Linked DNA regions of Homo sapiens: region 1 is linked to region 2. Evidence: chromatin contacts called from ENCODE POLR2A ChIA-PET data. All regions are on one chromosome and are shown on one strand. The core of a region is the stretch at or near the end of the contact, and the rest is flanking DNA. Distances in the headings are between cores, read along the strand shown. Region 1 holds the start of CYP2S1 (cytochrome P450 family 2 subfamily S member 1). Region 2 holds the start of ARHGEF1 (Rho guanine nucleotide exchange factor 1).

The links. ChIA-PET counts read pairs that join two places held with the same protein, here RNA polymerase II (POLR2A).
Region 1: POLR2A ChIA-PET joins it to region 2 with 12 read pairs in naive thymus-derived CD4-positive, alpha-beta T cell. The contact joins the promoter of CYP2S1 here to the promoter of ARHGEF1 in region 2. POLR2A ChIA-PET finds 5 or more read pairs at or near these places in 2 of 52 experiments (H1 and naive thymus-derived CD4-positive, alpha-beta T cell).

What each region holds. Positions count from the first base shown.
Region 1 is chr19:41,191,769-41,194,468 of GRCh38, reverse strand. CYP2S1 (cytochrome P450 family 2 subfamily S member 1) reads right to left here and starts at 1,250. Exons shown (of 9, transcript NM_030622.8): 1 at 1,028-1,250. The coding sequence starts at 1,204. LOC124904790 reads left to right here and starts at 1,417. Exons shown (of 3, transcript XM_047439802.1): 1 at 1,417-1,489. The coding sequence starts at 1,417. RefSeq lists a silencer at 1,222-1,311 and an enhancer at 1,224-1,724.
Region 2 is chr19:41,881,934-41,884,633 of GRCh38, reverse strand. ARHGEF1 (Rho guanine nucleotide exchange factor 1) reads right to left here and starts at 1,450. Exons shown (of 29, transcript NM_004706.4): 1 at 1,345-1,450. RefSeq lists an enhancer at 166-375 and silencers at 242-391, 1,256-1,765.

The DNA.
Region 1 (2,700 bases), core at 1-2,500, 690 kb after region 2:
ACTTGAGGAGCCACCGGGTCTAGCTTCTACGCCCTCTACCAGGAACCTGCCCCCATCCCAGCAGAAATAGCTGAGGCTCAGTTCTCTTTTTGCACTAGGCTCCCGGGCCTCCTCCCCCAGTACATCCTTCAGTGGCATCCCCCAACTTCCTGTCGTTCCCTTGCTTCCTGCTGAACCCTAACCTCTGACGCTGGGCAATCCAGAAGCAGTTTGGGTCTCCCTTAATTCCTTAGGGCCCTCCCTGCCCCCCAAATATCCAGCCACCCCTTTCAGTCACCACAAAACCCTGAAATTCTGGAGCAGACACTGCTGAGTATCCGCCCCATCTCTCCCCCAAGACCCCACCCTTTTTTCTACGTCCTTGAAGTCACCCAGAATCCTTTTGAATGGGAAACTTCAGGCCTCTGCCCACTCCCACCTGCTATCCCCTAAGGCTGGGGCTGCCTCTGCCTTCTTTCTTGCTCTCCTTCCTCCCCAGTCCCAGGAACTCCCAACTGAGCTCCACCCATCCTCCCATCCTGCATTCTCTGCTGGCAGATTCCTTCAGCGGGACCCCCTCTCTGAGCCTGCAACCCTCCAGCCTCTTCTCTGCCTCCAACTCCCCGCAGGGACGCCTCCCCCTTTTCTTCTTTGTGCCCTCTTCAGCATGCCCCACCTGTATGGCTCCAGCTACCTCTCCCTCTGGGACAAGCCCAGCTGCATCAGCTTCTCCTCGGCTGGAGGACTCCTGTCTCTTTCAGCCTCGGTCCCTGCCCATCACCTTCCCAGGATTCTGTAGGCAGAGGTCTCTGCCCCTCCTAGCCCTGGTCCCCCACCCCACGATCCTCTCTCCCGGGCACCTCTCCCCTTCTCAGCCCTGGACAACCTGCTCCTGCCCCCAACCCCAGGACAGCAGCAGCCCCTTTGCCTTGGGACCCCTGCCCCTGCCTCCTCCCTAGGATACCCGAAAAGCCCCTCACCCTGGCACTCGGGTTTCTCTCCCAGGAATCCTCCCACCCCTAGCCAGGACGTCCCCAGAGCCCCTTACCCGCATGAGCCCTGAATACAGCGCCCCGGGCCGTAGCTGCAGGAGGTTTCCCAGCAGTGGTAGCGGCGTGGGCCCGGGGGGCAGGTGGCCTCGGGCCCTGGTCCCGGACAGCGCCAGCGTCAGCAGCAGGAGCAGCGCCAGCGCCAGCAGCAGCGCCCAGGTGCCGGTCGCCTCCATCTCGGCAGGTCGGCTCCTTCTCCTCTCCCAGGCGCTCCGCGCGGCTGGGCTAGTTAGGGGCGGGAGCCGGGCGTCTCCCTCCCCAACGAAGTCAGGCGCGGGGCGGGGCAGCTAGCCCAGCCCCCTGCCTCCTGGGCAGGCTTATCTCCCCGCCGCCGGGTTTCTCCCGGACCACCGCCGCCGCCTGATGTCGGGAACTCATGCTCCAACGGATGTCTCCGAGGTCACCCAGGTTTACGCGGGGCTTGGGCGGCGGAGACAGCGCCTTGGGCCCCCGGATAGGGAGTAAGCAAACAGAAGAACCTGGAAGTCAGAGACTTTGGCCGCCTGGAGGTTGCCACACCCCGCATCTGGCGGTGACCCCGCGCCACTCTCCCCAGCTCCTACCTCGCTCATTGTTCGGATGTGGGTTCCTGTGTGCGTGCGTGTATGGGGTGTCTTTGAGTCAATTTTCTCCAGCATCTTACATCTTCACGAACTGAGAGGAAGGACTTGACCTTTAAGGATAAACAATCTGAAGTCCAGGGAGATAAATCGGTTGGCCCCAGGTCAACTTGGCTGAGTGGCAGAGTTAATATTTTGACTTGGGCCAGTTAGAATGATTGAGTCATTCATTCATTCGTTTAGAGGCAGTTTGCAGAGCGGTTAGGACCGTGATGGCTGAAGCCAGACTGCTTGAATTCACAGCCTAATTCCTCTGTGCCTCTGTTAGCCTTGTAAAATGGGGCTAGTTTTCAGGATTAAATAGTACATCTGTGCACACCATTTAAAGCAGACGCAGGTGCACATGTAACAAGCACTAAATAGATGTTAGCTAATATTTCTGCAACTAACTGTTATTGAGGTCTTACTATAAACAAGACCTTGTTCTAGACCCGAGGGTGCAGCTATGAGCGATGGAGAGAAGGGCTCTGGCCTTCCTGAGCTCATATCCACATGCAGATGAAGATGAGATGAAAACAATTTCAGGAAGTGAGAAGGCCTGCCAGGGGAATGGGCTTCTTGAGAAGGAAGAATGTTAGAACCATTTGTGCATGAATTATTGTAGGTTTGGTTCACTGCTGTATCCCCAACATATAGTGCAGTGCCTGACACACAGTAGGCACTCAATAAATATTTGTTATATTTTCAAAGATTGAATGTAGGAGATAAGATTCATGAAGTCTGCAGGGGCCATCTTGCAAGGTCTTGGAAAAGACTGCATTTTATTTCTATTGCAAACGGAAGCTGTCTGGAGGGGTTTTCAGCAGGGCAGTTACTTTGTTTGCTTTGCATTTTGATTTCGTATTTTATTATAAAAATATTAAAATTTCAAACATACAGTGAACACCTGTATACCCATCAGATTCCACCATTTTATTATCCTTTCTTTGTTACCTATCTATTCTTTTTTTGTTTGAGATAGAGTCTCACTCTGTTGCCCAGAGTGGAGTGCAATAGCATACAGTCTTGGCTCATTGCAACCTCTGCCTCCCGGGTTCAAGCAATTCTCCTGC
Region 2 (2,700 bases), core at 201-2,700:
GACCCAAATCTTACATGGACGTGGCGGGTCTTACGCGGGCCCTAAATCCTACGGGGGACGTGGCAGTGTGCACGGCCAGGGATGCCGGGGAGGACGTGCAGAGTCAGGGTCTGACACCCGCTGGGGACCGCGTCCCTCACCTGCTCCAGGTGGAAAGAGAAGCCATCGCCGCCACCGGAACCGAAGCCTCCGCGCTCGGGCTCCGCACTCTCCCCACCCCTGCCGCCGCGTCGCTCTAGCCGCCCTGAGTCCACCTTTGCGCCCAGCTCCACTCCTCCTGCCAGCCGCTCTAGCCCGGCTCCTGCCGGGCTCCGGCCCCGACGACTCTACTCCTCCCGCCGGCCGCTCTAGCGCTGTACTGCGCCACGCAGGCCAGATAGGGCCGCTCTGGCCTGTCTTGGAGGGCCAGCGTTTCCGTATCTCGACTGCCCCCGTCACTCCCCGGGCCCCGCCCCGCGCCCGGAGGTGCAGATGGGTCCAACTCCTCCCGAGTTCGATCGGAGATCTCCTAGTCACCCCAGCGCTGAGCACTCGGACGGCGGACTGGGGCTCCCCGTCCTATTAGTCTCCCCACTTAGGGGACCCGCTGAATTTCCAATCCTCGTACATCAATCCCCTCCGTCTCCCACCCCCAGCCCCTTCCTTTGGAACCGGAAAAGCAATAGTCTTGAGTTCCAGCACAACTTTCCCTCTGACATGCAGTGTAATCTGCAAAAAGTAATGACTTCTCTGTAGACCTCAGTCTTCCCATCCGTACAATGGGAGAAGGCCTCCAGCTCTCTCCCTACACCTGTCTCTCACGGTATAATTAATGACCTAGAAAAGAGCTTTCCGAAAACTCTTTCAAATGCACTCTGCAACTTTCAGCTTCACAGCGACCCTCGTCGTTGTTGTTATTGTTGTTTTTCATTTTTAGGTGGCCCTAAAGCATGCGGGGGTTGGAGGATGGCGCTTTGCGGAAAGCACGTGCGAGTTCAAATCCCAACTCCACACTTTCTCACGATGTGCGTTCCCTGGGACGAGTCGGTTTGGCTCCCCGGGCCTCGGTTTCCCCACCCGTACAATGGTAGTGATCGTCCGTTCTCCACTGAGCAGGTGGGAGGCCTTGGCCCCGGCCTCGCACCGTTCGTCCCCACCTATGGGGCACTCGTCAAGTGTGAGTTCTCCCCTCTTTGCTCCCTTTGACAGATGGGAAAACTGAGGCCCAAGGAGGGGCGGCCGCTGGTTCCGTGGGGTCCGAAGGGGGCCCCTCCGCTGCCGGCAGCGCCCCAGCCCCTCCCTCCTCCTCCCCACTTCCCCCAACAGCCGAGGGGAGGAGGCCGGGCGGGGCCGGGGACCGAGTACCTGGTGTCCGCGCGGAGGTGACCGGCGGGGCGCCCGAGGTCGGGCTCGGCGATCCCGGGCCCTGGGTCCCGGCTCCCGCTTCCTGGCTCTGGCGGGGCAGGAAGTCGGGGCGTTTTTCCGGAGGCCCCCGCCCCGCCGCCCCTCCCCGCTTCCTGCCCGCGCCCCGCGCCCGCCCGGCACCTCCGCTTCCTTCCCCTTCTCGCCGCTTGCCCGCCCCTCCTTTCCCCGCTGCGCCCGGGTCCCTGCGGGCACCGGCCCCCGCCCCGGCCGCGCCCGAGCTCTCCCCGGCTTTGTCCATCGGTCCGTCCGCCGGGCGCGGGCTCCGCGGGACTCGCATCTCCCGGCTGGGGTCACCTCCCCGGAGGTGCTGGGGGGCAAGCCCTGCTCCCCGTGCGCCCTAGACCGAGCCACGACCTCCCCGGCTTTCCGCGTCTGTGGTTCTCATGGTCTTGCGCCCTTCCTTCGCCTCTGTGGGTGTGCTCCCGCCTGCGTCTGCATCCCCTTCTCTGTCCCTCTGTCTTTCTCTACTGGGGTCTTTCCCTCCTTGGCCTCCACCTCTCCTCTCTGTCCCTCCATCACTTTCTCCCCGAAAGCCCTTCTCTACCCTCTCCAGCTCTCTCTGTATCTTTCTGCATCTCCGTCTCAGTCTCTGTCATTTCCCCAGCTGTTGCTGTGCCTGGGCCTCTTCGTGCCCATTTTCGGTTGCCCCTTCTCCCTTCTGTCTCTTCCTTTCCTTCTCGCTCTCTCTCTGTCCCTTTCTCTCCACGTCCCTGTCTCTCTCCCGGATTCCCAGGGTCTCATCATCTCTTCCTTCCCTTGCTCGTCCCCTTCATGATCCCTGGGTCTCAGCCTCTCTCCTCTCCCTTTCTCAGGAAATCCGTGTCTCTGTGCCTCTCTGTCATTGCCCCGGGATCTCCCTGCTATCCCCAGGTTAGGACCACAGACCCTCCAAAATGCCCCTTCTGTAAGTCAACGCATCGGGAAAAGGCTGCAGTCTGAATTCTGTACTAGCCCCAATCCACAAGATAGTCCCTGTGTTTCCAAGGCTTAAATACGCATAAAGTGGCTCATGCCTGTAATCCCAGCACTTTGGGAGGCCGAAGCATGGTGGATCACTTGAGGTCAGGAGTTCGAGACCAGCCCGGCCAACATGGCGAAACCCTGTCTCTACTAAAACAAAAATTAGCTGGGTGTGGTAGCACATGCCTGTCATCCCAGCTACTCGGGAGCCTGAGGTACAAGAATCGCTTGAGGTGGAGGTTGAAGTGGGCTGAGATTGCGCCACTGCACTCCAGCCTGGGCGACAGAGTCAGACTCTGCCTCAAAAAAAAAAAAAAAAAAAAAAAAAGCGGCCGG